Linked DNA regions of Homo sapiens: region 1 is linked to region 2. Evidence: read pairs that join two places in POLR2A ChIA-PET (ENCODE). Cell type or tissue: PC-3. All regions are shown on one strand. Links, peaks and the distances in the headings refer to the core of each region. The heading gives the core; the rest is flanking DNA. Region 1 holds the start of SLC12A8 (solute carrier family 12 member 8). Region 2 overlaps SNX4 (sorting nexin 4).

The links. Peaks named below come from ENCODE experiments on the same cell type or tissue, not always from the same donor. Only the 100,000 strongest peaks of a DNase experiment are listed, where the experiment ranks them.
Region 1: POLR2A ChIA-PET joins it to region 2 with 5 read pairs; 2 of 35 experiments call an interaction of 5 or more read pairs at or near these places.

The regions. Positions count from the first base shown.
Region 1 is chr3:125,210,138-125,225,282 of GRCh38, reverse strand. It overlaps SLC12A8 (solute carrier family 12 member 8), which reads left to right and starts at 12,535. Exons shown (of 14, transcript NM_024628.6): 1 at 12,535-12,583; 2 at 13,889-13,984. The coding sequence starts at 13,934. RefSeq lists silencers at 12,454-12,603, 12,644-12,863, 12,874-12,923 and an enhancer at 12,815-13,414. In PC-3, for the core only: no CTCF peak of the experiment used is centred there; no DNase peak of the experiment used is centred there.
Region 2 is chr3:125,493,137-125,508,281 of GRCh38, reverse strand. It overlaps SNX4 (sorting nexin 4), which reads left to right. Exons shown (of 14, transcript NM_003794.4): 2 at 3,538-3,659; 3 at 10,088-10,223; 4 at 10,299-10,448; 5 at 10,894-10,941. Among named protein-coding and RNA genes, the nearest start is that of SNX4, 19 kb to the left of the region's middle. In PC-3, for the core only: no CTCF peak of the experiment used is centred there; a DNase peak (open chromatin) is centred at 6,711.

The DNA of each region.
Region 1 (15,145 bases), core at 5,573-10,572, 280 kb after region 2:
ACTGGGAAAACTCAAGTTTAGAAATGGACTTGAATTGTTAGAGAACATTTGAGCATTTGCATATTTACCTACTAATACAGATGAACTTTTAAAGTTGTAACCTTAATTTTCCCTAGCTTCTCATTCTTAATAAGGTTCTGAAAATAAGATGTTGTGTCAAGGTGGGGAAGGGAGCCAAAGAAATGCCTTGCCCAAGGTAGGAACTGTGTTTTCTATTGATCTGAGTCTTACTGGGGCCGACTTCTTTGACCCTGCGTTCATTCAGCACCAATCATCTATTTAATAACAGGCATTGTGCTCCATGCAAATAATAGGTGGTTGAGGCCATTAGCATCTTTATTTGACCATGTGAAAGGTATTTATAGTGTTATCAATTGCAGGTTGCAGTATTGTACTTTAGATTATTCAAGCAAACAATGAGTGTTAAGATGTGTTGAGTGCTATGCTGAGTAATATCATCCCTCAAACTTGTAAGTACATTTATTCCCTTTGTTAGGATAGGATTAGAAAATATAATCTTAATAAATTTCACAAGATAGAAAATATATACAGACTAAAAAAGTGGAAATAGGGAACATTGTCAAAAATTATACTCTACCTAAAGTAACAAAGTTAGGGATAGGATTCAAGCCTGGACTGTGGAAATGAGAAACAGACTTTGTTTTGAAGGAACTGACCTACCACAGGACTGAGGTTCACACACATTAGAGTGAAAATACACTAGAGGGTCACCTGTACCCCACTGCGGGGTTGGAAATGGGTGGTGAGAGATGGTTTCCTGGAAGTGGAGAAATAACTAAACCAAGGCTGATTCGTCATTCTAGCAGTCTTCATGGAAAGGTATTAATATTTTAAACACCTTGAAGTCATATGCTACTTGTTCAATCCTCCCAGACTACGATTATGTTTATGGTACTTCATGTTAAATAACTTCCAGCTGTCCCTTTGTATGATTCTCTTTCTCTTCCTTGGCCATTTCCTTCAAGGTATTTTGGCCTCTGCCAAACTTACCTTTTAAACTTCCGATATGGTAGTTTTCCCTATGGGAAAACTATGGAAGTTTCAGCACCATCACCCTAACGCAACTTTTGTGAAGACAGTATGAGGGTTAAGCCTGATTGCTAGATCACGAAATGGCTGAAAGAGGACACAGCAGAGTAAATGCATGCAGAGTGATTTGAGACCTCACAGAAGATGGCTGAGAGCAGTTTTGTGCGTTGTCGGGGGTGGGGGGGAAGGGGAGAGTAAACACAGAGTCTAGTAATATGTGTGTAAAAAATAGGGTTTCCTTTTTTTGTGGATTGTTTTATGTTTTTTTCGGGGGGAGGGGGATGGAGTCTTGCTCTGTGGCCCAGGCTGGAATGCAATGGCATGATCATAGTTCACTGCAGCCTTGTACTCCTGGGCTCAAGTGATCCTCTTGCTTCAGCCTCCTGAGTAGGTGGGACTACGGGCATGTGCCACCATGCCCCGTTATGTTTATTATGTTGTGTAGAGACAGGGTCTTGGTATGTTTCCCAGGCTTGCTGTTGAACTCCTGGTCTCAAGTGATCACCCTACCTCGGACTAAAAATATCCTTCAAGAAAATACTTCCAAGGCAGTATATCCAATGCTGCATGGGACAGCTTTAAATGAGCTATGCATGTTTTTTGTTGGGGATGATTGTGAGACAGTAGAGCTGTAGTTTGATAATATTCTATAGGCTGCATGGGCAAATAAGGGGCAGTGAAATAAGCAGAGGACTTAAGAGGATTAAATCACTGTTCTGCCTTGATCTATCTGTGTAGCCTCGTTCAAGTCACATATTTTTCTGAACCTCAACTTTTTCATCTGCAAATTAAGGGTAAAGAATGCCTATATGAATTGCTGTGAATGTCAAATCACTTGAGATAATTTGTAAACTGTAAAGTGCTAAATACATACCCTATTCAGATTTTATGTATTTATTTTCTTAAGGAGGTCTCGCTCTGTTGCCCAGGTGGAGTGTAGTGGCATGATCATAGCTCACTGTGTCCTCGAACTCCTGGGCTCTAGAGATCCTCTTGCCTCAGCCTTCTGAATAGCTGAGGCTTCAGGCTTGCTCCATTACATCTAGCTAATCTTTGTTTTATTTTTTATAGAGACAGGGTTTTTTTGTTTGTTTGTTTGTTTATGTTACCCAGGCTGATCTCGAACTCCTGGACTGAAGCAGTCCTCCCTTCTTGGCCTCCCAAAGTGTTGGGATTACAGGTGTGATTACACTGTGCCCAGCCTATCCAGATTTTGAAGCAGCACAAAAGCAAGATAGAGCAGAGTTGGACAAGTGTATTTACTGTATTTACTGTATTCAGTAAATACAGATTCCAAAGTATTTGGAATCTGGAGGGGGCGGGGTGGGAGATGAATAAGAAAATTAAAAAAACAAACAATGTGGAGTAGATTGTATTTCCCATATGCTCTTCTTACAACATGATGTTGGGATTCCTTCAAAAGGAGTAGAGTCTATGTTACCTCCCATTGAGCCTGAGTGGACTTTTTAAGTGCCCCAACCAATAGGAGAAATGGTGGAAATGACACTACATGACTTTGTGGGCTAGGTCCTAAAGGCAATAGAGAGCCTGGCTTCCTCACAATTGGAAGCTTCATCTCATGTAAAGCAGAACATGTAATAACTTTCACTTGCAGACAATATTATCTTTCAAAAGACTGAAGAAGATATGAGAGTCTGTCTGGATTTAATTGACCAACAAGGAATAACTAGTTAGTGAGGCAGAAGTGATAGGAATTTTGTAAATAAGTGATTACTTATCTCATAATTTGTGTTCACTGGGAAATGGAGTACAGCGTATTATAAAGCACATGCCCTAAACCTTAGAAACGCATAATCAAAAAACTTCATTAAAAAACTATGACTCCAGCCTGGGCAACATAGCAGAGACCCCCATCTCTCAAAAAAACTTTTAACACCCAGGTGTGGTGGTGCACACCTGAAGTCCCACCAACTCAGGAGGCCGAGATGGGAGGATCATGAGCTCAGGAGGTTGGGGCTGCAGTGAGCCGTGATTGTGCCACTGCACTCCACTCTGGGTGTCAGAGTGAGACCCTGTCTCAAAAAAAGTATGATTTCATTATCACATACACTGAACGGGATGGAACATTGTGGACGAAGTCTAAACAACACTGACATACATTGCCACAAATGAGAAACAATAAGCAGAAGTGTCATCCTACAAAAGTAAGGGAATATACTGAGGTGGAAGTCCCCACTTTCTCACTCCTAAGCTATTGGTTAGTCAGGAACGGGAACCTGGCTGACCCATGAGGCAAAAGCAAAATTATGGACAATGAGGTTAGGATGTTGGAACCACTTTTTTCTCTCTTCCTTTTTTTCTCTTACATTATTTTTCTTTCACTATTTCTGCCCCTTCTTTGCTATTCTTTTTATTTCTTTCTCCTGAGTGTCTATACCATAATCACAGGTATACATCGAATAGAAACAACCAGCAGATGCTATGTGATGAGTTTTGAAGCCCTGCCTCTCATGCAGGTTAGGTTTATTTGTTTTTTTTTTAAGTATTCATATTTCAGGAACATTCAAAACTAAATTGATCATCAGGAGAAGATTGTGAGACCCCCTGGATTAGATTGTAAGCTTCTTAAAGGCATTAAGTTCAGAGAGCATAAAGCTACCTCACACAATGAGCAAGTGTGAATGAATGAACAATGCTAGGGGGTACAGGAGGCATTCGGAGGGCTATTTGAAGGTATTAGAAGTGTGGTGGAAATTCAGTGGCATTAAGATGATGCTGTCATCCAGGAGCCTGGAAATGCCAGAATTCTGCACTCAATTACAACTCGCACTTGCCATAACCTTCAAAAAAAATTCCGTAAAGTGGCACACAAGAATCAATGGCCAGTGGGAAACAAGGCACCCTCTTAATACAATATGTGCTATGCCCATTTCCCAAACCCTAGTATAGAAATGAGCTAGAGGATGTGGCTGGAACTGTAAGGCCTCTAGAGCCACTTCCTTCCCCTTGGCACCTTACCACCTCGTGCTGACCGGGGCATCTCAGTATATGAGAATCGAATGAATAAGGAGTAGGATGGCCAGGACTCATCAGTGAGCAGGTGGGCCCCAGCCCTTTTCTCACTGCTCCAGTTGCATAGGAGCAAAGAAAAGAAGAAGCAAAAAAGAGACATGTCCACATGTGAGGCTTAGTAATGGAAAATGCTCACTGCTGGATGGGGTTCAGTAAGTATTCTATGATCTAATCAATCAGGCCACTCCTGGAGGGCAGGGCTTGTGAATATTTCTCAAATTCTTTGGAACCCTCCCTCCCTTTACTACTACCACAGCCCAAACCACCTTCAGGTCTTGCCTGGGTTTCTGTAAGTTCCTGTACATGCATTCTTCTTGGCCTCTGGTTCTTGCTCCACATAACAGCCATGCGTCAGAAGCTTCCCAGTTGTTACTTGGAGAAACATGGCATTCCTTACCTTGGCCCTGTGAGGTCATCTGCTGCTCGTAGCCCCCGCCTTCCCTACAGTAAGGCTCTCATCCTCTCTCCTCTTTCACCACTGGACTGCTTTCAGCTTCGGATACTTGGTCATGTCCTCTTGGGCTACAAAGGCACTATTTTCTCTCTACACTCCATTAAACCTCCTACTCCCACCCCATACATCCCTTGGATTTCAGCCCTAGCATCACTTTCCCAGAAAAGCGTATCCTGATTTTCCTGATTAGGTCACATTAACCATTTCAGAATCTCTCTCATCACTCTGTACAGTTTCTCTAGCCTCTAGACGGCTGTTTGTAATGTGTGAGCATTTGATGAAAGTCTGTCTTGCCCGCCTGCCTGGAGCGGTCTTGCTTCCCACTCTGTGTTCTGTGTTGGCCACAGTCGGTGAGCAACAGATGTTTGGTGAATGTGGTTGAAGGAGGGGATGCAGGCCCCTGAGTTATATCCAAGGATGGAAAGAGAAGCTTGCCGGTCCGGCAGAAGAATCACTCGCAGGGAGTTTGAGGCTCTGGATAACTGCCGTAAGACCAGAAAACTGGACATGTGATTTTCAAAATGGGAGGGAAAATAGTGGATTGTGAAAACGAGATAGCTGATCTGGATTTCAGTCCCCAGTAAAATTCTAGAATGTTCATAACCACTCTGCCAGGTAGGCTCGGCAGGTCTTAATCATTAACTCCATGCTACAAGTAAGAAAATGGAAGCTTAGACACATTGGAGACCGTGGGCAAGGTCATAGAGTGAAGAGGGAGAATCAGGTCTCAGATCCAGACCTGACTTCTCTCATCTACACTCTAGACAGCCTGTCACTGGGTCTGCCGTAGATGGTATTTGAGGAAAAGCTAATGCTAATCACTTTGTTGTCACAGTCTAGTGAGGCTGCCACTGTCATCATAAAATAATCTGGACCCTGTTTCTCTGGCTCCTTTCTGCATCTACATTTTGTTTTGTGCTCCCACCAGGTCCCAGCCCATGACAGATGCCAGGTGGCTGATAGAGGCAGAATGACTTTCTCTTGTCAGGGCAAACCCCCAGAATCAACAAATAGCCTAGATCCTGGAGGAGAGACCTGTCCAACAGGAGCTGAACACCCGACACCAGGAAAGCTGCGGCCCTTCCCTCTCCACTCAGTCTTACCAGGGAAGCCAGAGGAGGAGACTGGCCTGCCCCAACTTCCCTGGGAGCCAGGCTCTCTCAGCCTGTGTGAGGGCTTGTGCTTTGTTCCGGCCTGCATCTCCCGAGTCACCCCCTCCCAGCTCCCCGGAATGCTGGGTGGCCCTCTGGCAGGACACCCTCTTGGACCTGGGGCTCTTGGAATTGCATGTCAAAGTCCATGAAGAAGGAAAACTTTTTTCTGTTTTATCTCTTCACCTGGATTAAAGAGGTTGCATTGTGCAGAGGAGAGAGCCTGGCATTGGAATGAGACCTATGTTCCAATCTCGGCTCCACCCTCAGAGCCGGCAAACCCTTGTGAGTGTGTGCAGAATTCCTGTGATTTTTTTAAATACGCAGGCTTGCCCCAGGGAGGTGCATCACAATGACCAACTAAAACATATATATGCAGTTTATATAATTACTCTCTTTAAATAGTAAATTACTTGTGCTGCCTTAGTGATATATCCACCTTCTCCCTGTCATTGAAAATTGTAACTACAATAAGACACCACTGCCAACAAGATGTATTCCATCTCTCAGGTGTTTTGAAGAGGGGAAAAAATACTATCGGGCTAGAAATCTCATGATTTTCAAACCTTGGCTGAGCATTAGAATCATCTGAGAAGTTTAAAGAAAATGCTGATTTCTAGGCCCCACCCCAGACCAATTAAGTAATTAAGTCAGAATATCTGGAGGTGGGTCCCCCAGGTATTGGTATTTTCTGAAACCACCCCTAGGTGATTGTAAAATGTGCACCACACTAGGTGAGCCACCTCTCGAGGCACTTTTGACTGTGGTTCCAGGGCCTAGGCTGTGAGATAGATATGTTTTTGTGTACATACCTATTCACATCATGACTTAATGTTTTCAACCTGCTTTCCCATTCCTATTCTGGTTGACCTTTTCGGAGCCCTGATCTCCCTCCAGGGTTCAGACTTTCTGACAAATGACGCTATCTTTCAGGTTATGATTTTGTTGCCAGCCTTCACACAGATGGCATTTCTCAGTGCCAGCCACTGGAAGGAAAGAGGTGAGGGAGCATCTGGCCTCTCGAAGTGCTGGGATTACAGGCCTAAGCCACCACACCCGGCCTTAAATTCACCTTTTCTTCTATTCAGTAACAACTCAAGGTCAAGGTGAAGCACACAGTAGTGAGCCTATTGCTTTGTGTGTCTCACCTAGCTCAGGCAGGTGGATCACCTGAGCTCGGGAGTTCAAGACCAGCCTGGCCAACATGGTGAAACCCCATCTTTACTAAAAATACAAGATCACCTGGGCATGGTGGTGCATGCCTGTAATTCCAGCTACTCGGGAGGCTGAGGCAGGGGAATCACTTGAACCCAGGAGGTGGAGGTTGCCATGAGCCAAGATTGTGCCATTGCACTCCAGCCTGGGCAACAAAAGCGAAACTCCGTCTCAAAAAAAAAAGTGAGTTTTAATAGCAATATTATTCTTTTTATATATATAACCGGGCTTCAAAAACAGTGAATTCAAACAATGAAATAAATAGAAATACTTTGAAGGGAAATAAAATGTTTTTTTTTTAACCTTGGTTGGATGCTCTAGGTATTCACTATCACTGCGTAACAGATTACCCCAAACCTTAGTGGCTTACAACAACAACAATGATTTATTTTCTCTTATGGGTTCTGTGAGTCAGGAATTCAGACAGAGCCCAGCAAGCACAGCTTGTCTTTGCTCTACAATGCCTGGAGCCTCCGCGGGCGGCTGGAATCATCTGCAGGCTTGTTTCACTCACATGTCCAGTGGTTGACACTGGCTATTGGCTGGAACACCAACATGTGGCCTCTCCATGTGGCTTCCTCACAACATGGTGGCTGAATCCCAAGGGTAAGTGCACTGACAGTGAGGAAGCCAGGCTCCGTATTGCCTTTAGGACCTAGCCCACAAAGTCATGTAGTGTCATTTCTGCCATTTCTCCTGTTGGCTGGGGCACTTAAAAAGGTCCACTCAGGCTCAGTGGGAGGTAACATAGACCCTAACTCCTTTTGAAGGAATCCCAACATCATATTGTAGGAAGAGCATATGGGAAATACAATCTACCCCACATTGTTTGTTTTTTAATTTTCTTATTCATCTCCCACCCCACCCCTTCCAGATTCCAAAGTAACGTATGCTTGTTGCAAGAAAAAATAAATAAATAAAAATCCAGAATTGACTGGTTTGGCGGCTCATGCCTATAATCCCAGCACTTTGGGAGGCTGAGGCAGGAGAATTGCCTGAGACCAGCCTGGGCAACAGAGACCCTGTCTCTACCAGAACAACAACAACAAAAATTCAGAATTTATACACCAAAGTCTATACTCACTATCTCAATCCCTCCCTGGAGATAACCACTATTAACAGATTGATGTGTATTTTTTTTTCTTTTCTTTCTTTCTTTCTTTTTTTGTTTTTTGAGATGGAGTTTTGTTCTTGTTGCCCAGGCTGGAGTGCAATGGTGCAATCTCGGCTCACCGCAACCTCCGCCTCCCTGGTTCAAGCGATTCTCCTGCCTCAGCCTCCAGAGTAGCTGGAATTACAGGCATGTGCCACCATGCCCGGCTAATGTTTTTGTATTTTTAGTAAAGACGGAGTTTTTCCATGTTGGTCAGGCTGGTCTTGAACTCCCGACCTCAGGTAATCCAACCGCCTCAGCCTCCCAAAGTGCTGGGATTACAGACATGAGCCACCGCGCCCGGCCATATTTTTCTATACAAACCACATATATGTGTGTGTGTGTGTGTGTGTGTGTGTGTGTGTGTGTGTGTGTGTGTACACTGCTTTTTAAAACAACACTATACATTATTCTTCGACTTGCTGTGTTTATTCATTATTATGTGATGAACAGAGTTCCATGATAGCATGTATAGAAACATTTAATTCTTTGCTTCTTTTTTTTTTTTTTTGAGATGGAGTCTCACTCTGCCACCCAGGCTGGAGTGCAGTGGCACCATCTCAGCCCACTGCAACTTCCGCCTCCCAGGTTCAAGCAATTCTTGTGCCTCAGCCTCCCAAGTAGCTGGGGTTACAGGCACACGCCATGATACCTAGCTAATTTGTTTTGTATTTTTATTAGAAATGAGGTTTTTAGGACGAGGCAGGTGGATCACCTGAAGTCAGGAGTTCGAGACGAGCCTGGCCAACACGATGAAACCCTGTCTCTACTAAAAATACAAAAATTAGCCAGGTGTGGTGGCTGGCGCTTGTAATCCCAGCTACTCGGGAGGCTGAGGCAGGAGAATCACTTGAACCTGGCAGGCAGAGGTTGTGGTGAGCCAAGATCATGCCACTGTACTCCAGCCTGGCAACAGAGTGAGATTCCGTCTCAAAAAAAAAAAAAAAAAAAAAAAGGAAATGGGGTTTTTATTTTTTGTATTTTTATGAGAAATGTTGGCCAGGCAGCTGGGCACAGTGGCTCATGCCTGTAATCCCAGCACTTTGGGAGGTTGAGGGGGCGGATCACGAAGTCAGGAGTTCGAGACCAGCCTGGCCAACATGGTGAAACCCCGTCTCTACTAAAAATACAAAAATTAGCTGGACATGGTGGCAGGCGCCTGTAATCCCAGCTATTCGGGAGGCTGAAGCAGGAGAATCGTTGGAACCCAGGAGGCAGAGGTTGCAGTGAGCCGAGATCATGCCATTGCACTCCATCCAGAGCGACAGGGCGAGGCTCTGTCTCAAAAAAAAAAAAAAAAAAAAAACAAATGTTAGCCAGGCTGGTCTCAAACTCCTGACCTCAGGTGATCCGCCGGCCTCAGCCTCTCAAAGTGCTAGGATTATAGGCGTGAGCCACTGCACCCAGCCCAGAAACACCTAATTATTTCTAATGCCAGCTGTCATAGTATGGCTGTACCGTTTATCTAAGCAGTCTTCTGTTGATGGACATTTAGGTTGTTCTCATTGTTTAAAGTATTACAAAGTAATGATGCAACAAACATGCTTTTCCTAGTTCATGTAGGGCAGTATCTTCAAAATGGCAATGTTTAAAGGATATGCAGGATACTATCTCTCTCTCTCTCTTTTTTTTTTTTTTTTTTGACAGAGTCTTACTCTGTCGCCCAGGCTGGAGTGCAGTGGCATGATCTCAGCTCACTGCAACCTCTACCTCCCAGGTTCAAGCAATTCTCCTGTTTCAGCCTCCCGAATCACAGGTGCCTACCATCACACCTGGCTAAATTTGGTATTTTTAGTAGAGACAGTTTTTCACCATGTTGGCCAGGCTGGTCTCGAACTCCTGACCTCAGATGATCCACCTGCCTCAGCCTCCCAAAACTCTGGGATTACAGGTGCAAGCCACCTCGCCCAGCCAGGATACTATTTTTCAACATGAGGTTTTTTGTTTTTGTTTTTGTTTTTTTGTTTTTTTAAGGTTAGTGTTATTGTTATAAGAAAAATCTACATTAAGCAGGATATATATATATTTTTCTTTGCAAAGGGCAGGTTTCTGTAGCCTTAACATGAAGAAAATAAACAACTATATTTGTTTCTGGGTTTAGAAGATGCTTATAAGCTTTGAAGGGAACTTCTCATTTATTTAGAAAATGACGAGTGACAGGAAGTAGGTGGTTATAAAGCGAGAGGTGGATTCCCCATTCTAAAGTTTTTAACTCAGGCTGATATGGAATTGAATGCAGATTCTTCAAAATTCATGTTGACACTTAGAGGGAGACTCATCGGAAGGTGACAGCAAACAGGAAACCAGCTTGAGGCAAAAAAAAAAAAAAAAGAGCAGTGTCATGTATGACCCACCAAAAGTGAATAAGAAAAATGACTCTGCTGATCATTCTGATGAATCTGTGGAAATACAGTCAGCCCTTCATATCTGTGGATTTGACCAAGGCAGGTCAAAAATATTTGGTTAAAAAAAAAAGCATGGTTGCAGCTGTACTGAGCATGTACAAAGTTTTCTTCTTGTCATTATTCCCTAAACAATACAGTATAACAACAATTTACATAGTTTTTTTTTTTTGTTTGATTGTTTGTTTGTTTTTTTTTTAAGACAGGATCTCACTCTGTCACTCAGGCTTTAATGTAGTGGTATGATCATGGCTCACTAGAGCCTCAACCTCCTGGGCTCAGGCAATCCTCCCACCTCAGCCTCCCAAGTAGGTGGGACTACAGGCATGCACCACCATGCCCAGCTAATTTTTAAAATTTCTTTTGTGGGGAAAAGAATAGGCTCTCACCGTGTTGCCCAAGCTGGTCTTGAATTCCTGGGCTCACGTGATCCTCTCACCTTGGCCTGGAGATTTGGAATTTTTGTAATTCCAAAGTGCTGGAATTACAGGTGTGAGCTACTGTGCCTGGCCTTGAATTAGGTATTATACGTAATCTGGAGATGACTTAAAGTATGTGGGAGGATGTGTGTAGGTTAAATGCAAATACTACATCACTTTATATCAGGGACTTAAGCATCTACGCATTTTGGTATTGGTCAGGGGGCCTGGAACTAATTTCCTGCAGATGCCAAGCGGTGACTGCATAATGGATTCCAGTAACGTGACTGTGTCAGCCTGTCCGCCCATTCATCCTTTGTTCACAGATGGTTAATCTGTAACTTTTGGGGGGTCTTTTTTTCTGGCAGAGATGGGTTATTAAAAATTTCTTTGCTGGGAATGAAATTCTGACACATGCTACAACATGGATGAACCTTGAGGACATTATGCTGAGTGAAGTAAGCCAGACACAAAAGGACAAGTATTGTATGATTCTACTTACATGAAATACACAAAATAGGTAAATCCATAGAGACGGGAAGTAGATGAGGGGAGTTACCTCTGAGGGTAGACGAAACGGGGAGTTAGTACTTAGTGGGTACAGAGTGTCTATTGGGGACGATGAAAGTTTTGGAAATAGCGATGATGGTTGGACAATATTGTGTGTGATTAATACCACTGAACTGTACAGTTAAAATGGTAAAAATGGCAAATATGATGTTCTATATCTTCACACGCGTCTTTGCTGGAGCAGAAGCGAGAGGTTAGGTTCTGTCAGTGTTCCCATGGCTTAGCCTTCCCTTTTGTTTTTAGAAGAACAACCTCTATTTTTAGGGATTTTCACACAAAGGCTTGTGGGCGTGGGAAGTTCTCCCAGCTGCCCTCCTGTTTCTCAGAAGCCCACATGGAAGCCTCTCAAATTATTTAAGGTTTAGGAAATATGCCAGATTGGGAATGGAGATAATTTAATCTCTCTGTATGTTAATTTAGGGTTCTTTTTTTCTGCAACATGAGGCCCTGGAAACCTTACTTCACCCCTAGGAAAGGCAGTTCTGGGTCTTGGTGAAGGGGGTAAGGGTAATTCACCCCTACACAGCATGCCCAGAGCGCTTTCCTGGCAAAAGCAGTTCCACGCCCTCAGAGTCTGGGGTCACCTGATCACGCAGCCAGGCACACACGGAGACCCCCGGTACCGGGGTCTCGGTCAGCTTGTCCAGATTCTTCTCCACATCTGCCCAGGGGGCTGCGGGTTTCCCTGCACTCCGGGCTTATCCCGGGCTTTCTCAGTCCTGCGTGCAGTGCTCACAGCCACTCCTCAGAGCCGCACAGGGTAGGCTCCTGTCCCTAGTCCCCTGGTCCCGGGGCTGGGCATTTCCGCTGGTTGCACTGTCGAGGGGGGAGAGGCAGTGGCTGGTCACTTCGAGCCTGTGGGCTTGCGGCCCCTACTCCCTGTTTTCCCCCAGCCCTGCCCCTACCCAGGTGAATGTTCTTGTCCAGGTAGGCGCGAAGGCCCGACCCTTGCGGAGGGAAAGCCTCTGCAGCGCCTCCTCGCCACCTGGGCCCGAGACTCCCGGTGCTGGCGTGGCAGGGGTGCCCCCGCCGGGACGGGACAGCTGGGACCCGCGCAGCCGAGCCGGGGCAGCCACGTGGCGGCGGGGCGGGGACCGGGCGGGCCGGGCGCTGGGAGCTGGCTGTCCCAGGAGCAGGTGAGGGCGGAAGGGCTGTGGGGGGTGGAGAGGGTGGTCTCGGGACAGTTCCTCTCCCCGGCCCGCAGTTAGGAGCCAGGCCTGGGGTCACCTTTGCCCCCACCTCCCCGCCCAGGTGGATCCTCTCCTACCGCCGGTCACCCGCGCGCCGGCACACGGGCCTGGCCCCAGTACTTGGGGTGCGGGTCCGCGTCTGCGTGGGGTGCCAAGGGGCCCGGGTCCCAGCGTGGCCCAAACGTGAGGGTAGGGGCTCCGCGGAGGAGCCAGGTGAATGTGGGCGGAGGCCTGCGGGGCGGCCTGCGGAGGCCGCGGGGCGGCGGGAAGGGCGAGCGGAGGCCTGGGGTCCCTTGCTCTGTGCGGCGCGGGCAGCCGGGGACACCCGGGTGCTCTGGCTCCCTACCTGTCACCCGGCTTTTGGCAGGACTGCAGCCCACCAAGTCCCCCAGCCTTCCCAGCTTCCCACTGGGCTAACCCTCCTCTCCCAACCCCCCACTCAGTGCTCCGGGCGCCTTCCCTCCTCGCCAGCGCTGGCTGCTGTCCTTAGTCGCCTTCTTCCCAGGAAGATCAGCTCTAACCCTCCCCCTCGCTCTCTTCCTCCCCCTTCCTCCTTCTACCAAAGGGTCCTGAGCCCCGTCTACCTTGCAGCACTGTGCTGGGGAGAGGCGCCACACAGATCAAGGGGACAAACTCCCTCCTCCCCTCAAGGAAAGCCAGGTCCAGCGCGAAGGGGAGGGTGCCTGGGGGTGGGTTGAGGAGCTGCCCTAGTCCTGTCCAGCCTTTTCTCACTCACCCTCTTCAATCTCCTACCCTTCTCCGGCCCTGCTCCAGAAGGGCCCCAAAACAGCCTCCTCATGGCCCCTCTCCCCTCTGCTCAGGGCGCAGCTACATTCACTCACCACCTGCAGCCAGGTCTAGTGCGTCATGATGCCCTCCTCCTGGAGAGAGGGGTTCACGAGGCACTTGAGGGTGGGAGAGGAGTGTGACTCTGTGTCCTCAAGGGCTGGGCAGCAGGGCAGCTGGCTCTGACCCTCACGTATTTAAGGAGCTCAGGGAAGGAGAGAGCTGGGAGTGCCTGAGGTTCTAGGGCAGCAAGGTTTGAGCACAGGTGGGCACTGAAGGACCAGCGGGATCTACCTGGGTACCAAAAAGGTAACCCGGCCAAGTTTCCAGATGAGGTAGACAAGGTTTCTTCCTCAGCCAGGGCCTCGCCTGGTAGTTTGAACAATTCTAGTAGAGAGAAAGGATGGACAACAAGGGGAGAGGAGAGGAGAAGCCAGCCTGACCAAGGATGCTGTTACCTTCCAGAGCAGTCTCCCTGTCCAGATCACCAGGATCCCTGCTTGCTGGAGAATGACCCAGATGTCCCAGGTGCAGGAGCTCTTCCATGAGGCAGCCCAGCAGGTAGGCTCAGGATGTGCCAGGGTCTGTGATGGAGGCCTGTGAGCACGGGGATCCCCAGACAGTGGGCTGGATGCAAACATTACAGCGCACCCTTTAGATGTAATTAACTCCAAAGTCTATTTTGGTCATCCAGTTCAATGAGAAAATATTATAGCCAAAATATTATAGCCATTATTAACTGTTCATATACAGAAAACCTTTGGCATTATTTGTGGTGGATTTTGAATCCTGGGATCCCCCACAACTCCAAACTCCATCCTGAGAGGTCTTCCACAGACAGTCACAGTGAGGACTCAGATAATATGAACTCATTTTAATTCTGAATCAAACCAATGTAAGAAGGTAAATTTATTTCTGAAAAAACTCTTATGTTCTGAAGCCAAAAGGATTTCTGAATGCCCTGGTGTTTGCTATTTTTTTTTCTTCTTTTTTCTTTATCTTCTCCCTGCTGATCATTAGTTACATGCATTCTGTAGATATGGAATTGAAGTGGCTCTACCCAGAAATGGAGAGCTGATCCCTTAAGAAATAATAATAATAATAAACCATACTAAAGTGTTTATCCAGAAACTATGTGCACCCAGGGTCTTTGCCATCCATGATCACTCAACATGAAGTTTTCACCATCCCTTGGGTTTCTTTCCTGCTTCTAGAGAGTGGCAGGAGGGTTTCCCAGCCTTGTAACAGGGGGACAAGCCCCATCAGAGGGGAGAGAATCAACAATGAACAAGAAACCCAGACAGAAAATGTGAGGCCCAGGAATTCCCAAAGGAGAGACAAATAAGACATTCTGAGATCTCCCCTGTGATGGCATCTGTTCCTCTCTCCCCTGTTTAAAACCTTCAGTGTCTCCTCATGTGCACCACTCAGGGCTCAAACTCTTCAGCCTCAGCCCTATACAGTCTGACCCCACCTGAGTCTCAAGTCGAGTTCCCCACATCTTCTTCTTCCTGCCACACCTTCCAGCTGAACCACACCATTCCCCAGAGCTTATATCTTTCCCTTGATCTTTGCTGATGCTTCTTATCAACAATTTGTCACTGAAACCTTCACCCAAGTATTTAAGTGGTATTTAAGTATTTAAATTGGTATTTAAGTGGACAGTAAATTTTAGTTGATTGATCACATGAACAAACAACAGAAAACCACAATGCAAGTTAA
Region 2 (15,145 bases), core at 4,310-9,309:
GCTTCATTTTCAAGATTGCTTTGGCTATTTGGGGTCCCTTGAGATTCCATATGACTCTTAGGATGAGTTTTCCTATTTCTGCAAAGAATGTCAAAGAATGTCATTGGGATTTTCGTAGGGTTTGCATCGAATATATAGATTGCTTTGGGTAGTTTTGATATCTTCATAATATTAAATCTTCCAAATCATGAACATGGGATGTGTTTTCATTTATTTATCTTCTTTTAATTTCTAGCAGTGTTTTATACTTTCCATTGTACAAGTCTTTTACCACCTTAATTCCCAAGTATTTTTTCTTTTTGATGCTATTGTAAATGGACTTATTTTTATAATTTCATTTTCATTATTTTTTTGTTTTGTTTTCTTTTTTTGAGACAGAGTGTGACTGTTGCCCAGACTGAAGTTCAGTGGCGTGATCTTGGCTCACTGCAACCTCCGCCTCTTGGGTTCAGGCGATTCTCCTGCCTCTGGAAATGTCTTAATTTTTCCCACACTTTTGAAGGACAGTTTGCTAGATATAGGATTCTGGATTGACAGTTATTTTTATTTTTTAGCACTTTGAAGATATCAGCTCCCTGTCTTCTGGCCTCCAAAGTTTCTGATGAGAAATTTGCTGATAACCTTATTGAAGATTCCTTATATATGATCAGTTGCTTCTGTCTTGCTGCTGTCAAGATTCTGTCTTTGAAAAGTTATAAAGTGTCTCAGTAAACATCTTATTTGGAATTTGTCAAGCTTCTTGGATGTTTATATACATTTCTTCTATCATATTTGTGAAATTTTCAACCATTATTTCTTCAGATACTGTCCCTTCTCCTTTTTCTCTCTCCCCTCTCCTTACTACCACAGTGCACATGTTGGTCCGTTTGATGGTGTCCTGCATGTCCCTTAAGCTCTGTTTACTTTCCTTCCATCTTTTTTCTGTTCCTTGGACTTGATCATTTCCATTCTCCTATCTTCTAGTTTGCCAGTTCTCTCTTGTGCTTGCTCAAATTTGCCTTTGAACCCCTCTAGTGAACTTTTAATTTCAGTTATTGTACTTTTCAGCTCCAGAATTTCTTTTTGGTTTCTTTTTTTTTTTTTTTTTTTTCTATCACCCAGGCTGGAGTGCAGTGGCGTGGTCTTTGCTCACTGCAACCTCCGCCTCCTGGGTTCAAGTAATTCTCCATGCCTCAGTCTCTGAGTAGCTGAGATTGGGATTACAAGCGCCCGCCACCACACCCAGCTAGTTTTTGTATTTTTAGTAAAGATGGAGTTTCAACATGTTGGCTAGACTGGTCTTGAACTCCTGACCTCAGGTGACCTGCCCGCCTCAGCCTCCCAAAGTGCTGGGATTACAGGCATGAACCATCATGCCCTGCCACTTTTTGGCTTCTTTTTAAGTTTTCTATCTCTGTACTGGATACTTCTATTTTGTTCATACATCTTTTTTTTTTTTTTTTTTTTTTTTTTTTTTTTTTTTTTACTTTCTCCACATCTTTCTTTAAGTTCTCTGAGCATCTATAAGATGATTACTTTAAAGTCTTTGTCATCCAGGCATGGTGGCTCATGCCTGTAATGCCAGCAGCTTGGAAGGCTGAGGCAGGTGGATCATTTGAGCCCAGGACTTCAAGACAAGCTTGGACAACATGGCCTGTAGTCTCAGCTACTCTGGAGGCTAAGGCAGGAGAATCCCTTGAACCCAAGAGGTGGAGGTTACAGTGAGCTGAGATCGTGCCACTGCACTCCGACCTGGCGATAGAGCAAGACTGTCTCAGAAAAAAAAAAAAAAAAATTAGCCTGGTATGGTGGCACAAGCCTGTAATCCTGGCTACTCAGGAGGCTGAAGCACAGGAATCGCTTGAATCCAGGAGCCTGAGGTTGCGCTGAATTGAGATTGCACCACAGCAGTCCTGCCTGGGTGACAGAGCTAGACTCTGTCTAAAAAAAAAAAAAAAGAAATGAAAAAAGGGATAAAGTCTTTTTCTAGTAGATCTGTCATCATGTCTTTTTTAGGAGCAGTTTCTGTTGATGTATTTTTTCCCTCTGAAGGGATCATACCACCCTGTTTCTTTATATGCCTTGTGATTTTTTTTGTTGTTGTTGAAAACTAGGCATTTGCATGTAATAATGTGGTAACTCTGGACATCGAATTCTTCTCCTACCCTGGGGGTTGCTGTTTTTGTTATTTATTTATTTATTTTTTAATTACTGTAGGCTGTCTCCATGCCAAAGATCAGCCTGAGAGAGGTGTAAACTTAAAGTCTTTATAGATCTTTCCTGAGCTTGAGCCTTTTCCTGGGCATGTGTGATTATTTTCTAATTGTCCTCACAAATCCAGTTGTTTTTAAATGTCCAATTTTTTCTTTTGAAGAGACAAAGTCTTCCTGTGTTTCCCAGTCTAGTTTTGACCTCCTGGGATGAACTGATCCACCTGCCTCAGCCTCCTTAGTAGTTAGGACTAAAGACACGCTCTACCACACCTGGCTGAAGGTCCAAGTTTTTAACATCTGGCTTACAAAAGGGGGTCAAAAGAAAAATGAAGGGAGGAAAAACAGGATGCTGGCTTTTGAAGTCCCCTGGAAGTCACTTCAGCCAGGACAAGAGGCTTGCAACAACATGGGGAGGAGCAACAGCAATGACCACCACTTCGTCTGTGCCTCTTAGAAGAAGCAGTTGGTGATCAGAGGACAGATCCTGGATGTTTGGAGAACAAGGCCCTTTTTGCCTACCCTGGCTGCATCAGGCTGTTCCAGGAATGCTGCACAGCTGCCTGCTAGGCACTAAGGGATAGGTAGCTGAAATTGATTGAAATTAACCACATTTTGTCATCCAAGCCTTCCCCTGGGAGTTGCAAGCCTTTATTGGACTCCAGAGTTCCCAAATACTTACATCAGACAGAGTCTGCCAGTGCAGTTGTCGTCTAGGTGGGGAGATGGATTCCTGGTGCTTCCTACTCCACTATCCTCCCAGAATCCTTTGTGTCTAATGTGTTTTTAAGATATTTTCTTACCTTTTAAACTACCTCTGGAAGGCTGGGTGCAGTGGCTCATGCCTATAATCCCAGCACTTTGGGAGGCCAAGGCAGGTGGAACACCTGAGGTCAGGAGTTTGAGACCAGCCTGGCCAACATGGTGAAACCCAGTTTCTACTGAAAATACCAAAGTCAGTTGAGCATGTTGGTGCGTGCCTGTAATCCCAGCTACTTGGAAGACTGAGGCAGGAGAATCCCTTGAACCCAGGAGGTGAAGGTTGCAGTGAGCTGAGATCGCGCCAGTGCACTTCAGCCTGGGTGGCAGAGTGAGACTTGGTCTCAAAAAAAATAAAAATAAATACATACATAACTAAAATACCTCTGGAAAAGTTAATGTACTTTTGTTTGTTGACAGGCTATCATTTGCTGCTGCCATTTTGCAACCCCTGGCAACTCAAGAACTATAAGTAACTATTTTGAAATATATAAACCCAATAATGGGTTTAATTTATATAGCTGAGGCTTTTTTCAGTACCATCTTAAAGGTTTTTGTTGTTGTTGTTGTTTTATTTACTTTTGTCCAGATGACACACAATAATTTTTGGTTGAAGAAGATAGAAATCAGTGTTTCAGAAGCAGAAAAACGAACTGGAAGAAATGCCATGAACATGCAAGAAACATATACTGCTTACCTCATTGAAACAAGGTGGGTAACAGAAATTACACCTGGGCAGGTAGACAGAAAGCTTTTTCTGATAGCTATTGATGCAGACTCTGCTGTATAACAGAATTTTTTAAAGGTTATTTTTTTTTTCGGGATTGACTTTGTTTCTTTACTTTTTTTTGAGACAGGGTCTCATTCTGTTGCCTGGGCTGGAGTGCAGTGGTGTAGTCATGGCTCACTGCAGCCTCAAACTCCTGGGGTCACCTCAGTTTCCTGAGTAGCTGGCATACAGGCGTGAGCCACCATGGCTGGCTTTTTTTTTTTTTTTTTTTGAGATGGAGTCTCACTCTTTCGCCCAGGCTAGAATGCAGTGGCATGATCTTGGCTCACTGCAATCTCTGTCTCCCGGATTCAAGCGATTCTCCTGCCTTAGCCTCCCAAGTAGCTGGGATTACAGGCATGTGCTACCACACCCAGCTAATTTTTTTGTGTTTTTAGTAGAGACAGGGTTTCACCGTGTTGGTCAGGCTGGTCTCAAACTCCTGATCTCAAACGATCCACCCGCCTCGGCCTCCCAAAGTGTTCGGATTACAAGTGTGAGCCACTGTGTCTGGCAGTTTTAAAATTTTTTGTAGAGATGGGGTCTCACTCTGTTGCTCAGTCTGGTCTCAAACTCCTGGGCTCAAGTGATACTCCTGCCTCAGCCTCCCAAAATGCTGGGATTACTCGTGTGAGCCACTGCATCCAGCCCTGTGTCTTTATCTTTTAATGGGTAAACAGCTGTATCTTTTGCTGTGATACTCTTGGTAGATAGCTATATTTTAATGAATTTATTTTGTGGGGAGAGGGGAGGTTAGTGGAATACTTTTGGAATCTGGAATAAATAACATGTATCAAATAACGATACATGCTTTGGAGGATTCCTTGGTCTTAGAATCCCTGTGCAATTCTGTAAAAGAATACCAGGTTCTCTGGCATGTAGAAGTGAACTTGGGCAGGTGGAAATGGTTAACAAAGAATTCTAGGAGTAGAGAATAAGGTCTGAATCCTCTTAGGACAGTTGGGAGTTACAAAAAATTAACAAACAGAAACATTGAGATTGGTGCTTTAGAACTTGGAGTAAATTAAGAATAAAGGGAAGTAGACACCTTTAAAAAACAAAGAAAAAGAACTTGGTGAGTAAAAATAGAAAAGACAAATTATGGAGTAGGAAATAAAAACTCACCAGAAAAGTTGTCTTTTACCTCCTAAGGGAAAAGCTAAAGGAATTAGAGTTGTTTTGTCTAAAGAAAGGCAAGGGAAGACTCAATTTGTTGTTGTCAGTTATTAACAATTTATATAAAGAATAGTGTACTATTTCTTTTCTGTCTGCAGAGATTGAGCAGAAATGCTTTCAATTAAAACAAATAGATATGAGAGAATTGTTGATAGCCGGTAAAATTATAGACTACCAAACCTAGCTGGGCGTGGTGGCTCATGCCTGTAATCTCCGCACTTTGGGAGGCCAAGGCAGGCAGATCACCTGAGGTCAGGAGTTTGAGACCACCCTGGCCAACATGGCGAAACCCCGTCTCTACTAAAAATATGAAAATTAGCCAGGTGTGGTAGTCCCAGCTACTCGGGAGGCTGAGGCAGGAGAATCACTTGAACCTGGGAGGTGGAGATTGCAGTAAGCTGAGATTGCCACTGCACTCCAGCCTGGGTGACAGAGCGAGAGGCTGTCTCAAAAAAAGAAAAAAAAAAAAAACTACCAAACCAAGTTAAGTGTTATAACAATGTTTTAATGTTAATACTTTTTTTTTTTTTTTTTTGAGATGGAGTCTCACTCTGTCACCCAGGCTAGAGTGCGGTGGCGCGATCTCGGCTCACTGCAAACCCTGCCTCCCGAGTTCAAGTGATTCACCTGCCTTAGCCTCCCAAGTAGCTGGTATTACAGGCGCCCGTCACCATGTAGTTTTAGTAGAGATGGGGTTTCACCATGTTGGCCAGACTGGTCTCGAATTTCTGACCTCGTGATCCACCCACCTCGGCCTCCCAAAGTGCTGGGATTACAGGCACGAGCCACCGCATCCGGCCAATGTTAATACTTTTTTAAGAAAAAAAATTTTAACCTACCATTTTCATAGGCTTTACCTGTGAGCTTGCCTTAGTGCTGAACCCTGTGACTTTTCAAGGCTTCTTCCAGGTCTGTGTTTCTGCCTAAAATAAAAGTTTAAATCTTGGTGAAGATTGTCTACAGACAATTCTGAAAATTTAGTTTTCCTTCTACCAGAAAGAAAGAAAAAGAGAGAAAAGAATCTTCTAAAAAAAAAAAAGAAAGAAAATTTTTATACAGTAAGAAGTTTAGGAAATGAGAGAGGTAATGTGGTTCTTTTCAAACTTAGGTCATTTCATGACATATGTATGTTTATGTATCCCAGAGATTTGTAAGGTTATTTTTTAAAGATCATGGCCCTGTGAGAGGATTTTTGTTTCTGTTTTTTTGTTTTTTAAGTTAAATTAGCCACTTTAAAAATAATACTTTAGAAAACAGTGTTAGCTGTAGCCTTCTAAGTAAATTTTAAGTTTACAATGAAAAAGGATATATTTAGTATATGCCTGTTTTTTCACCCACATAGGTATTGATTACTTTTACTGCTAGGAGAGAACCTTGATTTGGATAATCTGGAATAACTTAATAATGTTTGTACTTGACTTTGAAATAAATAAAGGATCATTGTTTTCTTCTGTAGCCCAGTTCTAATTTGAACCTGGGAGTTAGAAGTGACCATACATCAGTAATAGCTAGACTGTGAATACATATTTAAGTAGATCATCAATAAATGTGTGGCACACAAAAGGATTATTGAGTCAACTTTCACAACTATATTTCAATATAAATTTATTTTAAAACATGGATTTTATACTTAAAAACATGTTGGAATTACTTGAAAAATTGGTTAAACAACTGCAGGATTTGGGGTAGGGCCCAGGATTTTACATTTTTTATTTAAAGGTCCAGCTGCTTTCAGTACAGATGGGCGATGGACCTTTTTTTTTTTTTTTAAGGTGGAGTCTCGCTCTGTCACCCAGGCTGGAATGCCGTGACATGATCTTGACTCACTGCAACCTCCTCTTCCCAGGTTCAAGTGATTCTCCCACCTCAGCTTCCCAAGTAGCTGGGATTACAGACTTGCACCACCACACCCAGCTGATTTTTGTATTTTTAGTAGAGATGGGGTTTTGCCATGTTGGCCAGGCTGGTCTTGAACTCCTGACCTCAGGTGATCTGCCTGCCTTGGCCTCCTCCCAAAGTGCTGGAATTACAGGTGTGAGCCAATGTGCCCAGCTGGACCATGATTTTGATTGTTGTCTTTTAAACTACAAAGGCTTTCCATTTTAAGACAGGTTTATCTGTCTTTTCTCTTTATGATTTATGTTTTTTCTGTTTTAAGAAATTCTTCCCTACTCCACATCATATAGACATGGGATTTGAGAAATACTGATTTTGAATAGATTGTTTTATACTATCCCTAAGGTTAACTGACCTTCATCAACCGCAATCATCAAATTTCTTAATTTAATTATGTAGTATTGTTTCTGTAATTCAGTGTTTTGCAGACAGTTGTGGACAATATGAATATTATTGACCCTTCATGTTAACTAGAAATTCAACTTCTGTCATGTAGCTTACCTACCTACCTACCTTCTGGATACAAGTAGAAAGCCCATTTAGCAACTGTCTGTAGTCCAATTGTCGAGAGGGTTTTGTTTCTGTAATTTTTTTTTTTTTTGTAAATTAGCCACCTAAAAAATACTTTAAAAATTAGTGTTAACTCTAGCTTCCAAAGTAAATTCTTTTTTTTTTTTTTTTTTTTTTTTTTTTGAGACGGAGTCTTGCTCTGTCGCCCAGGCTGGAGTGCAGTGGCACGATCTCAGCTCATTGCAACCTCCACCCTCTGGGGTTCACACCATTCTGCCTCAGCCTCCCGAGTAGCTGGGACTACAGGCGCGCAACACCACGCCTGGGTAATTTTTTGTATTTTTTAGTAGAAACGGGGTTTCACTGTGTTAGCCAGGATCGTCTTGATCTTCTGAGCTCGTGATCCACCCTCCTCGGCCTCCCAAAGTGCTGGGATTACAGGCATGAGCCACTGCGCCTGGCCAGTAAATTCTTAAGTTTAAAGTTAAACAGGATATTTTTGATATGTGCCTATTCTATAGTGTTATAGTTTAGTGGGCTAAGATTGAATAAAACTAAAGTCCCTGGTTTTTAATTCCCCAAGAGATTTTTGTATGTGTTCTTCTTCATTGAATAGGAACTCTTTTAAAATAAATATATGTCTCTTTTAGAATAGGTAGTAATGCCTTGATGGCTTGGAAGGCAGTATGTTATTAATTCTTTTAATTTGTAAAACATGGTTAATGATCATATTTTCATTGTGGGGGTTAAATATTACAAGTAAAACCATTTAGGTACTATTGAATAGTTGTTGAGTGATTAGATAAATGAGGTAGTTTTGGGGTCTAATGAAAGTCTTCTCTGTGCTTTTAGTCAGTTTATAATGAAACTACTAGACCCTGCCTTTTTGGGTTTTTTTTTTTGGTGTTTGTTTGTTTTTCTTGAGATGGAGTTTCGCTCTTGTTGCCCAGGCTGGAGTGCGTTGGCGCGATCTCAGCTCAGTGCAACCTCTGCCTCCCGGGTTCAAGCAATTCTCCTGTCTCAGCCTCCTGGGTAGCTGGGATTACAGGCACCTGCCACCACGCCCAGATAATTTTTTGTATTTTTAGTAGAGACGGGGTTTCACCATGTTCGCCAGGCTGGTCTCAAACTCCTGATCCACCCACCTTGACCTCCCAAAGTGCTGGGATTACAGGCGTGAGCCACCGCATCCAACCGCGTTTTTTTTTTTTTTTTTTTTTAAACACTTATGCAGACCTTCTATCAGCCCTGTAGGTGTACTGCTTATAGGCTTTATTTATCCACTTATTTACAAGTTTTGGGTTTTGTTGGTAGTGATTTTGAATAATTTGAAACTTGAGATTAACCCAAGTATTTTTCAGCTGAAGTTGGGCATTGTAATTGGGATAGTATTAGTTATAACTAATGTCTAGGTATACTCTTTAAAATGAATTATGATTTAATAATTCTATTTTTTTGCCATGGGAGCCATTTGTGAATTTTGCATTTCATATTTTGGTTCATTTTTATTAATATGCAATGAATAAATTTAGTAGCAAACTTAAAAAATGATAAAAATGAGCATCTATTGTGCTGAGCATGGCATGATGTAAATACTTTCTCTAGACTATTTGGAGACTGATTTAAGTTCTGTGACTTTTTGTCCTAATGTACAAATACACCTTGTGCATTTCATGGAGGGCAAACAGGTTATTGTCAAGCAAATTAGAAAATAGCAAGGTCCTGATAATGTTTAGAAGACTGGTGCTTCCTAATAGGTCTTACTTATGCTGGCAAGAAATCCTAAGTAGTCAAAATATTTAAAATATCCTTTATATGATTTTACCTTAACTTTCTGCCAAAAGTAAATTGAACTTTTGTATGTATGAGACATGGCATTGCCTACCAGCCCTTTATAATTAAAAGTAAGACTGGAGATGAATTTTTATGACCCCTCTTCGCCACTCTTTCAGAGCTAACTAATATTTTGTTCTTTTGGATATTTCTTGGTACTTGGATTAATCTGATTTATTAATAACCTAAATTGAAGTTTTTGTGGTGTCTTGGTCTTTGTTGTGAATGTTATTCTCTCATTTTGGCAGAAGTGAAGTTAAAAATGCTTTTTATTTAATGAAACACTAGCTAAACTAGATTTTATCATATTATAAAATCAATTATTTATGCATTAAGGCTTTTAGAGTGTTCCTAATAAAACTGTTTCTCTTATGTTTAAACAGGCTTTCTGTAACAGAAAGAAAGTGGTTAGGAGTAAGGGCTTTGAAATCAGATGGATCTGAGTGCTTTATCCACAGACCTTTGTGATCATAGGCAGAGCATATACTGTGCAGCTGTGTCCTCATCTGTAAAATGAGGATAATAAATCTCTGCCTCACAGGGTTGTCATAAGGATTAAATATGAAAATACATGAGGCCAAGGCAGGAGGATGGCTTAAGCCCAGGAGTTTGACACCAGCCTGGGCAACATAGCTGGACCCCATCTTTACAAAAAATTAAAGTATTAGCCAATGTGGTGACATGTGCCTGTGGTCCCAGCTACTCAGGAGGCTGAGGTGGGAGGATTGCCTGAGCCCAGGAGGCGAAGGCTGCAGTAAGTGGTGATTGCACCACTGCACTCCAACCTGAGCGACAGTGGGACCCTGTCTTGAAAAAAAAGAAAAATGTATGAAAAGTTCTTTACTTAGTGCCTGGTTCATAATCATTCTGTAGTTATAATTTTAAAGGTGATTGTATTTATGTGTATGTATTTTTGTTTATAAAAAATAACAAGTGTTGTTCTGTTCCTTTTCAGGTCAGTTGAACATACCGATGGTCAGAGTGTCCTAACAGACTCACTATGGCGGCGATATAGTGAATTTGAGTTGTTGAGAAGCTACCTTTTAGTTTACTATCCACATATTGTTGTGCCACCTCTGCCAGAAAAACGGGTAAGAAGTGAAATGGCAGTAGTTTAGAAGTATTCAGCATTGAGACTATTCTTAATGATTATTTTGTTTACCTAGGCAGAATTTGTTTGGCATAAACTCTCTGCTGACAACATGGATCCAGATTTTGTGGAGAGGCGACGGATTGGTTTAGAAAACTTTCTCTTGAGGATTGCTTCACATCCCATCCTTTGTAGAGACAAAATCTTCTATCTGTTTTTAACACAGGTATTTTTCTTTTATTTAGTCTTAGTAAAATATTCATTTAATTTGGGTTTCTTAAAAAAATTGTAGAATACTTATTTTAAGGATCTTTTCATTAATTTATATGCAATTTATTTTTTGTTATGAATTTCTAATTAATGGATTATGTCATTCTTTTGGTTAACTTTTTCTATTTAAAGATACTGATGATGGTATTTTTGGTATCATTTAAATAATATTAAAATTTGTCTTCAGTATTTTGAAGCCCAGATCTATAAAATCTTGGGTTCACCTTTGGTAATCTTTTAGAAGTTGGATTGAATGTTTAATTTTGAAGTGAAAAGAAATTTTTTTAAACTTCTCTCTCCAATTCCTGCTGAAGTAAGAACAGAATGATAGAAATTTAATTTACTTAATTTGGAATATTTGCTTTGCAATAATGATTTCTAAAATTAACTTCAATTTTTAGGAAGGTAACTGGAAGGAGACTGTGAATGAAACTGGGTTTCAGCTGAAGGTAAGAATATTTATATGAAATTTGCCATGTTCCTTTACAGTTCCCAGCATGGTGCCATGCACTCATTGGGAACTTGGTATTTATTGAATAAATGAATGTTGGAAATCGTCTTACAATAAATATCATTGGTAAGGTTTTCAAAGAAACACTACAATTCACTTTTGATTTGTGTAATTTTAGTTACTTATGAGACTATAATGGGCAAATTTATTCTACAGGGAAAGAACATTTTGTAACAGTGAATTTTTTTTTTTTTTTTTTAGTTAGTGTTTATAGTAATGAAGCAGTAATTTAAATACAAGTTGTAGATTTTCCCCAGTGTACTAGTATTATACCTTGCCTCTTTTTTTCTTCTGTCCTGTTTCCATTCGTATCCCTGCCCCCGACAGTTGCTCACTCTATCACATATGAAAGAGTCCAACCTTAGCAGTCTAAAAGATAAGCCCTTAGTCATGCTTCTTCTGTCTGTTGAGACATGGTGGTCAGTTTGAAATGGGGACAAAGGAGTCATTTTTAAATAGTTCTAAGTTTTATCTGTTAGTGGTACAGGATTATTTAGTTTTTGTAACAGCTTTTTAAATTTAGTCATTAGAATTAGTGTTTGGGAATGAGATGATGATCTGAAAATCAAGGAGCATTAGTAGTGGTAAGCTGGACACTTGAGTTCTATGCTGCTGTTTATTTCTTCCCTAAAAGAAATACAACAAAGGTTATTACAAACTTTTTAAAGTTTTCATCTCTGGTGTAAACTGAATAGGTAAGTAGACTAACAGAATATAAATTGATATATAACATAATATAAATTGTTCAATGACTCACATGATAATACAGTACCAAAAGTTCAATATAATATGTCTAGACAAGAAGAAGAAAATTTTTTTACAGTAATTTAAAAAACACTTCCCATGCATTGGCCCATAGATATTTGAAATTTGGCACAAAACAGACTAGAAGGAGGAAAATTTTTTTCTGCAGAGAAAATATGATAAACCAGTTCTGTCATAAACTGATTCTAATTTATAAATATTTTGGAGTTTTTATGATTTTGAGACAGAGTCTTGCTCTGTCACCCAGGCCAGAGTGCAGTGGTGTGATCATGGCTCACTGCAGCCTTGAACTCCTGGACTCAAGCGATCCGCCTGCCTCAGCCTCCCAAGTAGCTGAGACTACAGGCGCGTGCCACCATACCTAGCTAATTTTAAAATTTTTCTTTTGTAGAGATGAGGTCTCACTATGTTGCCCAGGCTAGTTTCGAACTCCTGGGCTCAATCGATTCTCTCTCCTCAGCCTCCCGAAGTGCTAGTTTTACTGTGCCTAGCTATAAATATTTAGTTGACAGTTCTACTGAAACAATTAGAATTTTCTTGGCTGTAATTCATCACTTTATAACACTCAGAGAGAATGGTAGAATTTGAGTTTAGGGATGGATCTGAAATAACTTGGAAGTTTAAAAACCGATTTATGTTTAGATAGAGTTTTCTGAAAAATAGTTTGATATGTTAAAAGCTAACAAGGAAAAGATTAAAATACAATCATTTTAGTGAATTCTCTTTATATAACAAAAAATTTAAAAATTCTAGTCATTAAGTCTTTACTGCAGTTAATAGTTATCAGTTTTTGTCTTTGAATACAGTTTTTGGCCGTAACTTTAGTGATTCTGAGAAAACTCTGGAGTTTCTCCATCATTATAAAATTGCTATTTACCAGTGCCTTGAATCTTATGTGTAGGTGCTGCTTAAGTATTTAGATAGAATGTTTCATTGTGGGGGAGCCTTATGTATTGTACTTTTGAAAAGTATTTGAAAGGTAATATCAGTATACAGAATTAATAATTCAAAACATCAGACTTCTAATGTAGTGAGCCAGAAATAAAATTGATGGAGAGAATTCGGAAACCCATGTGTCTCTCTGTATTCCTTATTTTGTTGTGGATGTTTCTTGTTTTAAGTCCTTCCTCCCATCAGGGAAATGGGACCTTTTTGCATAGCCTCATATACATGTGTACATCATACAAATGTCCACAATCATATGTAAATAACATACGTGTGTGTGTGTGTATGTGTATATATATATATATATATATATATATAAAGAGAGAATGAGTGTATCACATTTCACTTATCTGGAGGTCATATGTTTGGCAGTTACAGCTAATCTGATCACAGTTGAAAGCTGGGACTTAAGCAAAACTGACTTCTGAGATGTTCAAGGGGATGTAACATGGCTTCCTGCTATACTTTACTACTATACTTTGGTCTTCCTGTAGCAGACCCATTAATTTTATTATAGGTATTCAGACAAATTTTGCTGTTTTTTAGGTTACAGCCTATTTTAGCAGAGGATTAAAAAGTGAGTGGAGACAGGCACATTGTGACAGTAGTGACAATTGACAGCTGAGCCTGATAGCGGAAAAGGAGGTAGCAGTGGTATGTGAGTCACACATCGCAGAATGGGTACATTTGGCGTGAGGCAAAATCCCTACCCACCTGTAACCCCTAGGACTTCACTGTATCATAGATGAGTTCAGTATTAATTGTTTGTAATGGTTAACTGGAGGCCTCAAGAAAAAGTAGAATTTTGCTTGTGCACTCTTAATTCAGTATGTGGTCAGCGGACTGCATGTAACTCAGTTGATGGGATTGTTTGTTCAAAATACTGAATTCATCCCAGACGTACATCCCATTAGCCTAAAACTTGACAACTGTTGCTATAAGGCGATAAAGAAAACTATTTTCAGGAAGATAATTTGAGAAAGATTGTCAAAAACGGTAAAAAAGAAGAAAACTTTTTTTAGAATCTAAAACAGTTTCTTATCTGAGTATTACCATAATCATATATGCTTACTATGTGCTAAGCACTATACTATAATTATACTATGTTTATTTTGCTCAATATTGCCTCAGTACCTTTGAGGTGAGTTAATATTCCCATTTTTTAGATGAGGAACTCTAGAATGTGACTTAGCCAAGGTCACATAATTACAAGTGATAGAGGCTGAATCCAAGTCTAGACTAACTGAAAGCCCTCCTTAATTACCATCCCATATTACCTCTCTTGCTTATTAATTATATAATTAATATTTGCAGAGATGGTTGTTAAAGGAAGTGTTGAAAGCTTTATTTCTGTGAACATGAGGTCATTCTGAATGAGACCAAATAGTCATATCTTATAAGAATATTTGACCTTGGCTCTTGGATTGTTGTCCTCAAATTGAAATGTTATCTTACTTTAATTTTCCTTTTCTCAGACATATTTTGTCTGTAGTTTTGGCGTACTAGATTAATATTTTCTTTTTTTTTTTTTTGAGATGGAGTCTTGCTCTGTCGCCCCGGCTGGAGTGCAGTGGTGCAATCTCTGCTCACTACAAGCTCCGCCTTCCGGGTTCACGCCATTCTCCTGCCTCAGCCTCCTGAGTAGCTGGGACTACAGGCGCTCACCACCATGCCTGACTAATTTTTTGTTTTGTATTTTTTAGTAGAGACGGGGTTTCACCATGTTAGCCAGGATGGTCTCGATCTCCTGACCTTGTGATCTGCCCGCCTCAGCCTCCCAAAGTGCTGGGATTACAGGCGTGAGCCACTGTTGCCTGGCTGGCAATATTTTCGTAAGATTTTTGAGAGTGATTATTACACCCAGAAAGATAATCATAAAATTTAGTTTCTTTTTTTCTTTCTTTTTTTTTTTTTTGACACGGAGTCTCGCTCTGTCACTTAGGCTGGAGTGCCGTGGTGTGATCTCGGTTCACTGCAAGCTCCACCTCCCCAGCTCAAGCCATTCTCCCACCTCAGCCTCCCGAGTAGTTGAGACTACAGGCGCCCACCACCATGCCCGGGTAATTTTTCTGTATTTTTAGTAGAGATAGGGTTTCACCGTGTTAGCCAGGATGGTCTTGATCTCTTGACCTCGTGATCCATCTGCCTCAGCCTCCCAAAGTGCTGGGATTACAGGTGTGAGCCACCACGCCTGGCCAAAGTTTAGTTTCTTTTTATCTGTGTTCTATTTAACATAAGCATGAGCAACCAGTTTTTTCATCATTACTGGTTATTGACATTTCTCCTTTTTAGGGGGGTGGAATATTTATATAAATACTCAATCTGGGCTTGGTGGCATGTTCCTATAGTTCTAGCTACTTGGGAAGCTGAGGCAGGAGGATCACTTTAGCCCAGGAGTTTGAGACCAGACTGGGTAACATAGCAAGACTCTG